Linked DNA regions of Homo sapiens: region 2 is linked to region 1. Evidence: read pairs that join two places in POLR2A ChIA-PET (ENCODE). Cell type or tissue: A673. All regions are shown on one strand. Each heading gives the region's core, and the rest is flanking DNA. Links, peaks and the distances in the headings are about the cores only. Region 1 holds the start of SLC6A18 (solute carrier family 6 member 18). Region 2 has its middle 17 kb from the start of MIR4635.

Region 1 (8,912 bases), core at 4,557-7,056:
AAGCGAGTCACCGTCTGTGCACGAGTTCGGGTCTCTGTGCAGCTCCACGTCTGTGCCCAGGGCTGTTGACTCCTCCCCACCTGCATGCACAGGTGCTGGGACAGGCTGCGGGGTGGCACTGACCTCAGGCCTTCTGCCCTAAGACGCTGACCTACATGGGTGCCGGCTGCCCACACTCTTCCCCGCCGTGCGTCTCCGCGCCTGGCATCTCCCATCAGCTCCACTTTGCCAGGCAGGGTCCGGCTTCTAGAAGCTCGTTTCCAGGTCATCAACACAGCCTTGCTCTGGGTTTGTGTCACCATGAGAATGTTCTGCGACTGCCACGGGCACAGGGAGGCCCTAGAGTGGGAGGTGAGCCCTCACCCCTGTTGGCTTCTGCACAGGACTCCAGGGCCAGCATGTGGGGGCCGGACGGCTCTTGTCCGTGTCATTTACACAGCGGCAGAAAGACAAGCATTGAAGAGGGGAAGCTGAGGTCTACGGGGTCAGCCTCAGGTGGAGGCACCTGACACCCCAAGATGCCTCCTGGGAGGGTGGGAACAGCTGTGGCCAGGGCCTGGAGCAAAAGGGAACAAAACCCAGGGCACCCCAGGGAGCTCATGGCAGGGAGTCAGCATACCTGCCTTTCTCAGGGCCAGGCTCCCATGTGAATGGGGGGACACCCCCAAGCCAGCCTCTCTTCCCCCACCTCCAGCCTGTACCGTGAGAGCCCCTCTTCCCCCACCTCCAGCCTGTGCTATGAGAGCCCCTCTTCCCTCCCCCACGACCAGCCTGCACTGTGAAAGCCCCTCTTCCCTCCCCTCCAGCCTGTACCGTTAGAGCCCTTCTTCGCTCCCCTCCAGCCTGTGCTGTGAGAGCCCCTTTTCCCTCCCCCACCTCCAGCCTGCACCTGAGAGCTCTTCTTCCCCCACCTCCAGCCTGCACCATGATAGCCCTTCTTCCCTCCCCTCCAGCCTGCACCGTGACAGCCCTTCTTCCCTCCCCTCCAGCCTGCACCTGAGAGCCCTTCTTCCCTTCCCTTCCCTTTAGCCTGCGCTGTGAGAGCCCCTCTCCCCTCCCCCATCTCCAGCCTGTACCGTGAGAGCCCCTCTTACCTTTCCCCTGTTCAGCCTGCACTGTGAAAACATCACTTCCCCCCACCCCCAGCCTGCACCGTGGAGGCCTTCTTCCCCCCGACCTCCAGCCTGCACCTGAGGTCTCAAGGCTGGTGTGTGACCAGCCACCCATCCCGCAGTAGTGGCTTCGTGGCCACACTCAGGCCTCAGGTGCACAGTGGCCGGGTGGAGGACAGATGTGGGTGGCGTGGGCACCACGTCGCGGTGGGCAGGGGCTCCGGGTTCCAGATATGGGATCCACTGTCCAGGGAGCACTGCAGACTCCAGGCCAGCAGGTGCCCTGGGCCCCATTGACCCTTGCTCTGTGGTGAGGGCCATTGAGCCTGGGCTGGGGCCTCAGGTGACCAGGCTGAGGTCAGTTTGTCAGAGACCACCCTGACAAGATCATCGAAGGGAAAGATTTGGGGAGAAGTGAGCTCTCTGTGACTGATTTGGGGAAGCTGAATCTGCTGTATTTAGGGGAGAGGAGATGAGAGGGTTTTCTGTGAATTGAGGGTTTCTGTGTTTAGGGGAGAGGAGATGAGAGGGTTTTCTGTGAATTGAGGGTTTCTGTGTTTAGGGGAGAGGAGATGAGAGGGTTTTCTGTGAATACGAGATCGTGGCCACAGCTGGGATCTTCACGAAACAGGAACGTCGACTCTGTGGTACAGCGGCTGCATTAAAGCCGTATGTAGACTGCCACGTGGGCATAAATGTAGATAAAAAATCAACCAGAGTGTTGTGGTTGGGGGTGGTGGCTCTGTTGGCCAACCCAAGTCCAGCACGGAGGGCACTTTCCCCGGCCTGCGTGGGCACGGGTCTCACTGGGCAGTCTTTACGTTGAATGCGCAGGAAGAGACAGTCAGTCCATGCATTTTTTCCGAATTTGAAGGAAGAAGAAGCGTTGATTCCACATGGTAAGAATGTCTACACAACTCCTTTTTGGGTGTTTGTTTTGAGACAGCATCTTTCTCTGTCATCCAGGCTGGAGTACAGTGGCACAGTCATGGCTCACTCCAGCCTCGACCTCCCAGGCTCACGCCATCCTTCCACCTCAGCCTCCTGGGTAGCCAGGGCTACAAGTAGACGCCAGCACGCCCGGCTAATTTTTATATTTTTTATGGAGACAGGGTTTTGCCATGTTGCCCAGGCTGCAGCTCCTAGTTTTAACAATTACGTGAAGTTTAGCAGTCGTTCATAAGCATGGAGGACGCAGTGGTGTCTGCCGAAGACGGGAAAGGTGGCTGTGAACGGCTGGCTGCTGTTACAATCGATCCACGCAGGATCGAGAGAAACCTGCACCCCACCACACGAGGCTGAGAGATGCAGAGGCCGCAGTGCAGCCACTGAGCAAATGCAGAGGAGAAGCAGGCTCTGCTCAGAGCAGCGGCAAAAGCCAGGGATTGCTGAGAATCAACCAGAGACACGCCCAGGGTCATGATGGAGAGACCCGCAGGAAGGCAGAAAGGAGACCGAGCCGGGAGCCGCGAGGGTGCAGACGGCAGATGGTGCTCCAGTGCCAGCCCCCACTGCCTGGGCACTGCCTCCAAGGCGTGAAGGCCGTCAAGGTGGAAACTCCCCCCGGGCAGTGTAGAAAGCAGCACAGGGCCAAGGGAGCGCCGAAGAATCTCTTCTGGAAATTGACAACCTGGTGTAAAGCTCAGAGGAAAAGTAGCAGCTGGCAAAAGTTCAAAGAATAAAAAAAAAAGGCCTTGCTCTACTACTAGGCGTCGAGACTAACGAAGAAGCCATAGTAATTAATACAGTGTCGTTTTTGGTGCAAGAATCCACAGATCTCAACAGCACCTACCAGATACAGAAGTCGGTTGAACACCGGAGGCAGGAAGTAGCGGGGAGGGGGCGCGCTTGATGAGTGACCTCACGTGTGTGGACACAGCCAGCCCAGGGCCACCAGCTTAGTCATAAAAGCTTCCTGGGTTGAAACCTTAAACCACAGCAAGTGTTAGAGTGTCCCGGGCAGCTGGCCTGAACCCATCGCTTGGCATTTACGAGTCTACGTTCCTTTGATTTAAAGACGCTGAATGTGTAATAAAGCAGCTGCCATGAAATGTCATAGGTGTGAGAAAATCACTGTAAATCTTTACCGCAACGTTTTGCTACATTCTGTTACAATGTTGCTTTACAAGTCTTAGCTTTGAAGAGAACATTTATGTAGTTGAATACTTATGAATGGGAGAGCAAATAATATTCGCCTTTGGTAGTCATGAGTATATGCAAATGTTAAAAGCTACACAGTACCTGCTTCTTAATTATATCTTGTTTTCAAAATCATCAATGAGTGATCCTCACAGCGAGACAAAGTGAAGGGCATGTTCACACACAGGGTGAGAATGCTGATGGCACGGCCCTTAGGAAGTGTGTGAGTTAAATAAACTTGGATGTTTCATGACATGCAACCCGGTGGCTTGCATCAGGAGATTGATGGTAGAGTCGTTCATGAGTGGAGCAGCCCTGAAGTCCCCGCGCAGCTGGCGGGCAGGGCTGTTCTCCCTCCTCAGCAGCACCCCAGGTGGGGGCCTCCCCAGCTTTGCCCCAGCGTGGAGCAGCTGAGTTTAAGGGAGGCTAGTGCCAGACACTTCCAGTACACTGCAGGCGCTTAGCAATGGTAACTGGGTTTCGGTGGGCAAGGCATCGGCGGGCAAGGCATCGGCGGGCAAGTCATCGGCGGGCAAGGCATCGACGGGCAAGGCGTCGGCGGGCAAGGCGTCGGCGGGCAAGGCGTCGGCGGGCAAGGGGTCGGCGGGCAAGGTGTCGGCGGGCAAGGCGTCGGCGGGCAAGGCGTTGGGCGCGTCGGCGGGCAAGGCATCGGTGGGCAAGGCATCGGTGGGCAAGGCGTCGGTGGGCAAGGCGTTGGGCAAGGCATCAGCAGGAAAGGCATCGGTGGGCAAGGCATTGGCGAACAAGGCGTTGGTGGGTAAAGCGTTGGCCGGCATTTCCAGCTCTGCGTGAAGCCTGCTGCCCCCACAACCTTGCATGCTCTGGTGACTCTTAGCAGATCGAGCCGCAGCACAGGCAGCGAGGGCCCCGGGAGCCAGGGACGCCTCTGCCCTTGGGCTTTGGTGCTTTCAGAAATGCCTTCAAAGGGACTCTCATGATGAGAAGATCCAAGGCCCAATGCACCCTCTCCAGCCCCAAAGCCCCAAAGAGACCCCAGTGCCCCGAGGGTGGCAGTGACGGGTGTTTCTTTTTGTTTTTTCCATTTGTGCGCATTTCCTGCATTTTCTGCCTGTTGAGAATCTTTTCTTAAGCAGGAGGAAAAACACTTTAAAGGAGTAACCTTATAACAAGGGATAGTTGTGCGGGGCTCTCAGGGAAGGAGCTGAGGGCCCGGGGAACAGGCTGACCAAGCAGCCCGGCCTGGCCTGAGGAGGACCCTGCGGCCTGGGAAGCCCCTGCCCGTGTTGCCTGGGGAAGACCTGGGTGTCCATGCGTGATGTTGTACGTCGGCTCCCTGAGAGCAGTGATTCATGCCTGTCCCTACATCCTGTGTCGCCACATGGAGAGCAGAGTGTGACCCCTGCATGAAGAGAAGCAGGCACAGGGTGAGGGGAGGCTCGAGGTGCGTGGGAGCCTATTTCAGTCACCAATGCACTTCTGGGGGTGGTGAGTCCAAGGTCACTAAAGTCACCCAGACAGTTCTGAACATCCTGGCACCCCCCACAGGGCTCTCCCAGAGAACCAAAGCCAGGGAGGCGAGGGGTGGGCCCCCAAATTCCTGCAAAGAACCTCGGAGAAGGGCACCTGAGCACATGTCTGGACACACCAAGGCTGTGGTGAGGAAACCCAGAGCGGATTGTGTGTTCTTTAAAGAACTGACGACATTCAGATGGAAGAGCGCTCACTGTTTGTAGGGTGTGTGTGTCGGGCAGGGCGGCCCATTCAACCTGACGCCTGGCAGGAAGCTGCCCTGAGGTCCCGGAAGACCATAGTGGACCCCGAGGGGACTGGATCCTCCGTGCTGTGGGCAGTGGTGAAGCTGCCCTGAGGTCCCAGAAGACTGCAGGTGGGCCCTGAGGGGACTGACTCTGCCGTGGGCAATGGTGCACCCTGGTTTCCAGGAGGAGTGACTCTGCCCAAGCACTGGGGATGCGTGGCAGGCGCCTGGCAGGTCAGGGTGGAGACGGCCTCCCCTGCTTAGGGGTCTGCCCCAGGACGCAGGTGGGTGCTTACCTCCTCCATAGGTCTGGCACAGGTATGGGAACCGCCAAATGTTCCCCAGTCCCACGGCAAACCCAGTGCAGCTCAGGAGGTACTGGGCCTTGTTGTCCCACTTGGGCCTCTCATCCCCGAGGTCGCAGGCGGCCGGGTCCGGTTCTGGGGCATGAGCCATGGTGACTGAGTGCCCCAGGCTTCAGGGCAAGGGTGGTGCCTCACTCCACACCCAGCACTAGAGAGCCGTCTCCAGCCTCTGCCGACGTTTGGAAACCACAAGCAGCCCCACTGCAGTTGTATTTATTCATTTCTTTAAAGGAAAACCAGTGGAGTGCCGTTAATGGGTAACTCAGGTCCAGGCCCTGGCTCTGACGCCAGGGTCCTTCCCTGGCACCCACGTCCTCTGCTCCTTCTCGCATGCTCTGTGTTCCAGGCAAACGCCGGGCCTGGCACCACCCCCAGCACCATGAGGACCGTTTGCAAGGACAGCCTCAAGTTTTTTTGTTGCAGACACCAGGATTCCCAAGACTGAGGCATATTTTAATCGTTTTAAATTTCTTATGTTTTATTTAACCATTTGATCTTGAGATACTTATAGATTGTCACTCTGTCACTGTCAGAAACAACTCAGATCAGATCGCATGCACCCGAAGCCCGGATTCCCGCAGGGATCCTCTCAGCTGCTCTTGGGAGGCCGGGGGCTGCCCTCACACCCACTGCTGCCCTCGGGCCGCTGGGCAGGACAGGGTGACAGGCACCCACCGTGCGTGGGGGCAGAGGGCTGAGTCCTCTCCTGTGCTGGGGGCACCCCTGTCCATGGGTGGAGGGTTGATGAGTTGACGCCGGGTGAGTTCAGCTCTAAGGAGCTCCCCACAGTGCTCCCTGGACTCTGGGGCTCCTCCTTGCAGATGCTCCCGCCACGGACAGGCCAAGGGCCCCCAGGCCCGCAATTGCCCCATTCCACTGGACACTGCACCCCTCAACCGTGTGGCCACAACTCCAAATCCATGAGTCCCAGGGCAGGGGCCCAGGTGGACACATTTTTGGAAGGTTCTTATTTGAGTGAGAGGAAGTGTGAGGGAAGAAGATGAGAAGAGCTGGTTGGTCCCCATTGTGAGGCCACAGGCCTGGGCCATGGCCTCTTCGGAGCAAGCCCCCAAAGCCAGACCCCCCAGGAGGAGGCAGGAGCTGGACCTGCCGTCCCCACCATCCCGTCTGAGGTCACTGGCTCACTCATCCCTCTACGTCTGGACAACAGTAACTTCTAGGGTGAGCATACTCAATAGAAGGGATTTATTTAGAAATGTACACTTTATGCCCATAAAGCCTGCATTTCTACCACATTTACAGAGACATTGAAACCTATGAAACAACGCATGAATCAGGAGATGTAGATGAGATGGGAGCTCCCGCCCAGGGTCCTATGGCAGGCACACCAGGGTACACCAATGGATGCCAGGGCACATCAGTGCACACCTGTGCATGCCAGGGTACACCAATGCACACCTGTGCACGCCTGGCAGGGCCTCCTGGGCAGATGCCACAGGGCAGCATATTAATGGGGCACTGATGGAAATTTTCTCGATCCAGGGCCAAAGAGCAGGAAAAGATGAGGTGAGACCCTGTTGAAGCCATCAGCAGGCGAGCCCCTCGGTGGCATCACAGCCGGGGGCAGAGGCTGTGATATGTCCCCCCACCTCTGCTGCTGTGGAGTCTTGCGCATCCCAGGGCCCAGTGACAGTCAGCAGGGTGAAAGGGGCTGGTAGGGGACTCAGTGTGTGCAGTCACTGCTGGATGGGGTGCTGGAAGGGACGATTGTGACCAGGTTTCTGTGGGTGGAACATCATACTGGCACACACCAGGCTTTCAGTCCTGCCTGTAGGAATTCTCAGAACATCAGTTTAATGTAAGCGTCCAGATTCTTCTATGGAAAGCAGAGGTGACCTGTCCGTAGGAACTCTCAGAACACCAGTTTAATGTAAGCATCCAGATTCTTCCATGCAAAGCGGAGGTGACCTGTCCGTAGGAACTCTCAGAACACCAGTTTAATGTAAGCATCCAGATTCTTCCGTGCAAAGCGGAGGTGACCTGTCCGTGGAAGCAGATGTCCCAAGTGCCGACTGCCTTTGGCTGCGATGGAATGTTGAACCCCAATGGGGGCCCATCCCGTGACGGGGGCAGGGCAGGCGCCAGGCTGGGCTTCACTGAGTGGTGCGGGAGCTGGAAGCTTCTGGGGGCTGCACGGTCCTCCAAGGTGCCCTGGACACACACAGTGCCCAAGGATGGCAGCCAGGGTTGAGTTACCCTGTAACCCATCTTTTCCAAAGGCTGGCTAAAAATTCACACAGCTCATGTCCTCTTAAGAAAATGCACAGAGTGGTATTTGCCTTGAATTATGCCAAGTTGAGTTTTATTTAACTGCTCATCTATTTGTGGTGGCAGGAGCAATGATTAAATGGCTGGCATTCATTAAGCCGGGAAGCGGCCAGAACGCAGAGACTCGGCAGCGGCCGACTGGAGGCAGGGCCCCGGTGGATGCGGCCAAGTTTTCTCAGAATCGCCAGCAACTGCCCACTCCGGCTTCCGAGAGGCTGCTCCGGGTCGAGGGCTACAGGGCTCTGGGAACCCCCAGGTCAAAGGTCAACACCAAGGGGAAGGGGATGGGTGGGGGTGGGTAGCAAGAGTCGCTCCCAGGAGCCAAGATAGTACCCTGTGCTTTTGTCTCCTGCCACCCACAGAGATGAAGCATAGAGGTGCTGCCCCCACCCCAGCTGCAGCTTCCGCTTCCCCCGGGCACGTGCAGGGCACAGCACGTCCCCAGTGGTCTGCTCCCCTCTGCACATGCACCCCGTGACTGTGGCAAGGACAAACACAGAGGGCAGCTGGGCCCCGAGTGGCAGGCATGTGTCCCAGCGACGTGTACGCACACATATCCACACGTGTCCATATGTGTGTCCATATGTGTCCATATGCGTGTCCATGCGTGTCCATATGCGCACATACATACACACTGGCATGCACAAATGCACACCTGCCTGAATATGCACACACACGAGCACACATCACACACATATACACAAACAGGTACAGACACACACATATACACAACACACGTATACACACACGTACACATGCTCACATATACACACGTCACACAGGCATACATGTACATATACACATGTGCATATATACTTGCAAACGCACACACAGAACACACATACACACAATTGCATGCATGTATATACACTCACAGATATACATATACACGTGCATGTGGACACCCATTGTACGAGCACATGTGCATGCATGTATACACGTGTGTGTTCACACATATGCACACCACACACAACATAGGCATGTATGTCTATATATACATGCACACACACGGGCAGCAAATATCGCACACATGTATATGCATGCACACTTGCACACTCACACAATGTCCATACATGTACATGCACACACACAACATGACACATCTGCACACATGGCACATGCACATACAATACACACACCCACACACATGTATATGTGTGCATACACGTGCACACTCACACAGTGCCCATGCATGTACATGCACACACGATACATATCTGCACACATGGCACATGCGTGTACAATACACACACTCACACACGAGCATAC
Region 2 (8,356 bases), core at 1-2,500, 180 kb after region 1:
CTGGAATGCAGTGGCGTCACCTCAGCTCACTGCAACCTCCGCCTCCCAGGTTCAAGCTATTTTCCTGCCTCAGCCTCCCGAATAGCTGGGATCACAGGCGTGTACCACCACGCCCAGCTAATTTTTGTATTTTAGTAGAGATGGGGTTTCACCATGTTGGCCAGGCTGGTCTCGAACTGACCTCAAGTGATCTGCCTGCCTCAGCCTCCTAAAGTGCTGGGATTACAGGTATGAGCCACCATGCCCGGCCATTCGATTTATAATTTAATTTATATAAGGATGGAGGCACCAGAGAGTCCGCCATGAGTGGGGACAGCGTGTTCTAACTCGTGAGATGCCAACTCACACCTGTGATGGTCACAGCCAAAACCAGAGAATCGCGGGGAGGACGTGCGGAATCGGACCCCTCTTGCAGGGTTGTAGCTGCACGGGAAGGGCCTGTGGTTCCTGAAAGTGTGAGAGACAGAGCCGCCCCTTCCCCGGCAGGTCCACTCCTGGTGTGTGGCACAGCCTCAGGAACGGGTGCACGCAAGTTCACAGCAGCCAAAATGGATGCAGCCCGAGAACATGCTGAGTCCATGTGGGCCGTGCCTGCTGCAGGCCTCTCAGCTAGAACCAGGAGCCAAGCTTGGAAGCCTCACGCTCGGGAGGAAGCTAGACACAAAGGGTCTCACGCTGTGGGACTGCACTTAACACGAAATGCCAGAGTGGGCCAGGCACAGAGGCAGGGGGTGCACTGGCGGGTGCTGGGGGTGGGTCAAGGGGAATGGGGGGAGATGGGGGATGGGGGGAGGCTGCTTACAGGGTATGGATTTCTTTTTGGGTGAAAATGTTCCGAAATGGCTGTGGTGAAGCTTATGTGACTGAACATGCTGGAACACTGCCTCGTGCACGACGAAGGGCGAATTGTGTGTGTGAAGCTGCCGGGCACCGTGTCCAGTGGGCCTGACACATGGTGGACAGGAAGGGACACGGCACAGGAGGGTGGCGGGTCCTGCTCTGGCTCTCGGGTCACAGGAGAGTGACCGTGAGAGCAGCGTCGTCCTCGGACCCCCGAGGGGTGAGTGCTGGCTGCACCCAGGCATCCACACCCGGGACTCAGAGCACGGGAGCGGCCGGCTGGGGTGGGCCTACTGTCCTGAGGGCCAGATGCTCACAAATTCCAGCAGGGAGGTTTGGAGACCCACTGATGCCTACACATCTGGGACCAGGGCCCAGCCAGAAACCCCTAGGTGTCCCCTTCCCTGGGACCCCAAAAACCAGGCTGCTTCCTAGCCTTGGCCGGTGCTTCCCAAGGAGCAAGAACTCGGCTAGAGCAGTCACCCACTCATTCACACACTTAACTCGCCCATTCACACGCTAACTCGCCCACTCATTCACACACTAACTTGCCCACTCGTTCACACACTAACCCACTCATTCACAAACCCACCCACTCATTCACACACTAATCCACTCACACACTAACCCACTCATTCACACACTAACCCACTTGTTCACACACCCACTCAACTCACCCACCCATTCACACACTAACTTGCCCACTCATACACTAACTCACCCACTCATTCACACACTTACCCACTCATTCGCACACTCATTCACTAACCCACCCACTCGTTCACACACCCTCATTCACACACTAACGCCCACTCGTTCACACATTCACCAACTCATTCACACATTAACCCACTGACACACACTAGCCCATTCACTAACCCATTCACACACTAACCCACTCGTTCACACACCCATTCACAAACTCGCCCACTCGTTCACACACCCACTCATTCACACACTAACCCACCCACTCATTCACGCACTAACCCACTCATTCACACACCAACTCACCCACTCATTCACACACACCCGCTCATTCACAAACCCACTCGTTCACACACCCACTCACACTAAATCCCTCATTCACACACTAACCCACTCATTCACACACTCACCCACTCGTTCACACACCCATTCACACAACTCATCCACTCATTCACACACCCATTCACAAACTCGCCCATTCGTTCACACACCCCCTCATTCACACACCCTCATTCACACACTAACACACTCACACTAACCCATTCACACACTAACCCACTCGTTCACACACCCATTCACACACTCATCCACACAATAACCCACCCATTCATGCACTAACCCATTCACACACCAACTCACCCAGTCACACACTAACCCACTCATTCACATACTAACCCACTCGTTCACACACCCACTCACACACTAACTCCCTCACACACTAACCCACTCACTCATTCACACAATAACCCACCCACTCATTCACACACTAACCCACTCATTCACACACCAACTCACCCATTCACACACTAACACACACTAACCCACTCGTTCACACACCCACAAACTCCATTCACACACTAACCCACTCATTCACACACCTATTCACAAACTCACCCACTCGTTCACACATCCACTCACACACTGACCCATTCACACACTAACCCATTCACACACTAACTCGCCTACTCGTTCACACACTAACCCACTTATTCACACTAACTCATTCACACATTGACCCACCCACTCATTCACACATTCACACACTAACCCGACACACACCCACATTCACACACGAACTCACCCATTCACACACTAACCCACTCGTTCACACAACCATTCACACACACACTCGTTCGACCATTCACACACTAACCCATTCACACACTAACTTGCCCATTCACACACTCACCCATTCACACATTCATACACTAACCCACCCACTCATTCACACACTAACCCACCGACTCATTCACACACTAACCCACTCATTCACACACTAACTCATCCATTCACACACTAACCCACCCACTCATTCACACACTAACCCATTCATTCACACACTAACTCACCGACTCATTCACACACTAACTCACCCACTCGTTCACGCACTAACTTACCTACTCATTCACACACTCATTCACACACTAAACCGACTCATTCATACACTAACCCATTCACAAACTCACCCATTCATTTGCACACTAACCCACTCATTCACACACTAACCCACTCATTCACACACTAACCCACTCATTCACACACTAACCCACTCATTCACACACCCACTCATTTACACACTAACCCACTTGTTCACACACCCGCTCATTCACACACTAACTCACCCATTCACACACTAACTCTCCCATTCATTCACACAAACACCCACTCATTCACACACCCACTCATTTACACACTAACCCACTCGTTCACATACCCGCTCATTCACACACTAACCCACTCATTCACACACTAACTCGCCCATTCATTCACACTAACTCACCCATTCACACACGAACTCATTCACACACTAACCCACCGACTCATTCACACACTAACCAACTCACACACTAACTCACCCATTCATTCACAAACTAACCCACCCATTCACACGCTAACTCACCCATTCATTCACATAGTAACTCACCCACTCCTTCACACACCCACTCATTCACACACTAACCCATTCACACACTAACTCGCCCACTCGTTCACAAAGTAACTCACCCACTCATTCACACATTAACTCATTCACACACTAACCCACCCACTCATTCACACACTAACTCATTCACACACTAACCCACCGGCTCATTCACAAACCCACTCATTCACACACTAACCCACTCATTCACACACTCACCCACTCATTCACACACTCACCCAGTTGTTCACACACACTCATTCACAAACTCACCCACTCATTGACACACTAACTCACCCACTCATTCACACACTAACCCACCCACTCACACACATTCATACACTAACCCACTGACTCATTCACACACTAACCCATTCATTCACACACTAACCCACTCGTTCACACACCCATACACACACTAACCCACTCACACACCCATTCACACACTAACCCACTCATTCACACACTAACTCGCCCACTCGTTCACACACCCACACACTAAATCCCTCATTCACACGCTAACTCACCCACTCATTCACACACTAACCCACTCGTTCACACACCCACTCATTCACACAATAACATCCACTCATTCACACACCCACTCATTCACACACTAACTCGCCCACTCATTCACAAACTCGCCCACTCGTTCACACTAACCCCCTCATTCACACACCCTCACACACTCTCACACACTAACCCACTCATTCACACACTAACCCACTCGTTCACACACCCATTCACACTCATCCACACAATAACCCACCCATTCATGCACTAACCCACTCATTCACACACCAACTCACCCACTCAGTCATGCACTAACTCACCCACTCATTCACATACTAACCCACTCGTTCACAAACCCACTCACACACTAACTCCCTCATTCACACACTAACCCACTCATTCACACACTAACTCACCCACTCGTTCACACACCAAAACACTGACCCATTCACACACTAACTCGCCCACTCATTCACACAAACTCACCCACTCGTTCACACACTAACTCACCCACTCATTCACACTAACTCATTCACACATTGACCCACCCACTCATTCATACATTCACACACTAACCCGACTCATTCACACACTTACCCACTCATTCACACACGAACTCACCCATTCATTCACACACTAACCCACTCGTTCACACACCCATTCACAGTCGTTCAGCCACTCATTCACACACTAACTCACCCATTCACACACTAACTCGCCCACTCGTTCACACACTAACTCACCCATTCACACACTCATTCATACACTAACCCACCCAGTCATTCACACACTAACCCGACTCATTCACACACTAACCCACTCATTCACACACTAACTCATCCATTCACACACTAACCCACCCATTCACACACTAACCCACCCACTCACACACTAACCCATTCATTCACACACTAACTCACCCACTCGTTCACACACCCACTCATTCACAAACTCACCTATTCATTAACACACTAACTCGCCCACTCACACACTAACTTGCCCACACGTTCACACACTAACTCACCCACTCATTCACACACTAACTCATTCACACTCATTCACACACTAACCCGACTCATTCACACACTAACCCACTCATTCACACACACACCCATTCATTCACACTAACTCACCCACTCATTCACACACTAACCCACTCGTTCACACACCCACTCATTTACACACCAACTCACCCACTCGTTCACACACCCTCTCATTCACACACTAACTCACCTACTCATTCACACACTAACCCATTCATTCACACACTCACCCACTCATTCACACACTAACTCACCCACTCGTTCACAACCCATTCACACACTAACCCACCCATTCATGCACTAACCCACTCTTTCACACACCAACTCACCCACTCGTTCACACACCCACTCATTTACACACTAACCCACTCGTTCACACACCCTCTCATTCACACACTAACTCACCCACTCATTCACACACTAACTCACCCATTCACACACGAACTCACTCATTCACACACTAACCCACCCATTCACACACTAACCCACTGACTCATTCACACACTAACCCACTCACACACTAACTCACCCATTCATTTACACACTAACCCACCCATTCATTCACAGTAACTCACCCACTCGTTCACACACCCACTCATTCACACACTAACCCACTCATTCACACACTAACTCACCCACTTGTTCACACACATTCAAACTCGCCCACTCATTGACACACTAACTCGCCCACTCTTTCACACTAACCCACTCACACACTAACCCACCCACTCATTCATTCATACACTAACCCACTGACTCACTCACACTAACCCATTCACACACTAACCCATTCATTCACACACTAACTCACCCACTCGTTCACACACCCACTCATTCACACACTAGCCCACTCATTCACACACCCATTCACACACTAACTCACCCACTCATTCACACACTAACTCCCCCACTCATTCACAAACTCGCCCACTCGTTCACACACTAACTCACCCACTCATTCACACACTAACCCATTCATTCACACAGTCACCCACTCATTCACACACTAACTCACCCACTCGTTCACAACCCATTCACACACTAACCCACCCATTCATGCACTAACCCACTCTTTCACACACCAACTCACCCACTCATTCACACACCCACTCATTCACACACTAACTCACCCACTCGTTCACACACCCATTCACAAAATCCCTCATTCACACACTAACCCATTCACACACTAACTCAGCCACTCGTTCACACACCCATTCACACACTAACTCATCGACTCATTCACATGCCCACTCATTCACACAGTAACTCACCCACTCATTCACAAACTTGCCCACTGCTTCACACACTAACTCGCCCACTCACACACTAACTTGCCCACTCGTTCACAAACTCACCCATTCATTCATACACTAACCCACCCACTTATTCACACACTAACTCATTCACACAACCCAACTTATTCACACACTAACCCACTCATTCACACACTAACCCACCCACTCATTCACAAACTAACCCATTCATTCACAAACTCACCCACTCGTTCACACACCCACTCATTCACACACCTACTCATTCACACACTAACTCGCCCACTCATTCATACAGTAACTCGCCCACTCATTCACACTAACTCGCCCACTCGTTCACACACTAACTTGCCCACTCGTTCACACACTAACTTGCCCACTCGTTCACAAACTCACCCATTCACACACTCACTCATTCATACACTAACCCACCCACTTATTCACACACTCATTCACACAACCCAACTTATTCACACACTAACCCACTCATTCACACACTAACCCACCCATTCACAAACCCATTCATTCACAAACTCACCCACTCATTCACACACCCACACACTCACCTACTCATTCACACACTAACTCGCCCACTCATTCACACACTAACTTGCCCACTCTTTCACTAACCCACTCATTCACACACTCATTCACACACTAACCCGTTCATACACTCACCTATTCATTCACACACTAACCTGCCCACTCATTCACAAACTCATTTACACACCCACTCATTCACACTAACCCACTCATTCACACACTACCTCACCCATTCACACTAACCCACTCGTTCACACACCCATTCACACTCACCCACTCATTTGCACACTAACTCACCCACTCATTCACACTAACCCACTCGTTCACACACTAACTCATCCACTCATTCACACATTCACCCACTAACTCGCCCACTCGTTCACAAACTCACCCACTCATTCACAAACCCCTCATTCACACACCCACTCATTCACACACGAACTCACCCATTCATTCACACACCCACTCGTTCACACACCCACTCATTCACACACTTAACTCACCCACTTGTTCACACATCCACTCCTTCACACACTAACCCACTCATTCACATACTAACTCGCCCACTCGTTCACACACTAACTCACCCATTCATGCACTCACTCACACACTAACCCACCCATTCACTAACTCACTCATTCACACACTAACCCACCCACTCATTCACACACTAATCTACCCATTCATTCACACACTAACCCACCCACTCATTCACACACTAACCCATTCACACACGATCTCACCCATTCATTCACAAACTCACCCACTCGTTCACAGCCACTCATTCACACACTAACTCACCCACTCATTCACACACGCACTCATTCACACCCACTCATTGACACACTAACTCGCCCACTCGTTCACACACTAACCCCTTCACACACACACTAACCCACCCATTCACTCACTCATTCACACACTAACCCACTGATTCATTCACACACTAACTCATTCACACACTAACTCACCCATTCACACACTAACCCACTCACACCCTAACACCCACTCGCTCACACACCCAGTCATTTACACACTAAGTCACCCACTCGTTCACACACATTCACACACGAATTCACCCATTCACACACTAACTCGCCCACTGATTCACAAACTCACCCACTCGTTCACACACTAGCCCACTCGTTCACACACTAACCCACTCATTCACACACCCATTCACACACTAACCCCCTCACACACTAACCCATTCACACGCTAACTCACCCACTCGTTCACACACCCACTCATTCACACTAACCCACCCACTCATTCACGCACTAACCCATTCACAAACTCATTCACACAATAACCCGACTCATTCATGCACTAACCCACTCATTCACACACCACCCATTCACACACCCACTCATTCACACACTAACCCACTCATTCACACATCCACACACTCCCTCTTTCACAAACTCACCCATTCACACACTAACCCATTCGTTCACACACCCATTCACAAACCCAGTCGTTCATACACCCATTCACACACTAACTCCCTCATTCAC

The links. ChIA-PET counts read pairs that join two places held together with the same protein. Peaks named below come from ENCODE experiments on the same cell type or tissue, not always from the same donor. Only the 100,000 strongest peaks of a DNase experiment are listed, where the experiment ranks them.
Region 2: POLR2A ChIA-PET joins it to region 1 with 12 read pairs; 3 of 35 experiments call an interaction of 5 or more read pairs at or near these places.

The regions. Positions count from the first base shown.
Region 1 is chr5:1,222,011-1,230,922 of GRCh38, reverse strand. SLC6A19 (solute carrier family 6 member 19) reads right to left here. Exons shown (of 12, transcript NM_001003841.3): 12 at 5,812-8,912. SLC6A18 (solute carrier family 6 member 18) reads right to left here and starts at 5,542. Exons shown (of 12, transcript NM_182632.3): 1 at 5,286-5,542. The coding sequence starts at 5,445. RefSeq lists an enhancer at 4,606-5,148. In A673, for the core only: no CTCF peak of the experiment used is centred there; no DNase peak of the experiment used is centred there.
Region 2 is chr5:1,041,770-1,050,125 of GRCh38, reverse strand. No RefSeq gene overlaps it. Among named protein-coding and RNA genes, the nearest start is that of MIR4635, 17 kb to the left of the region's middle. In A673, for the core only: no CTCF peak of the experiment used is centred there; no DNase peak of the experiment used is centred there.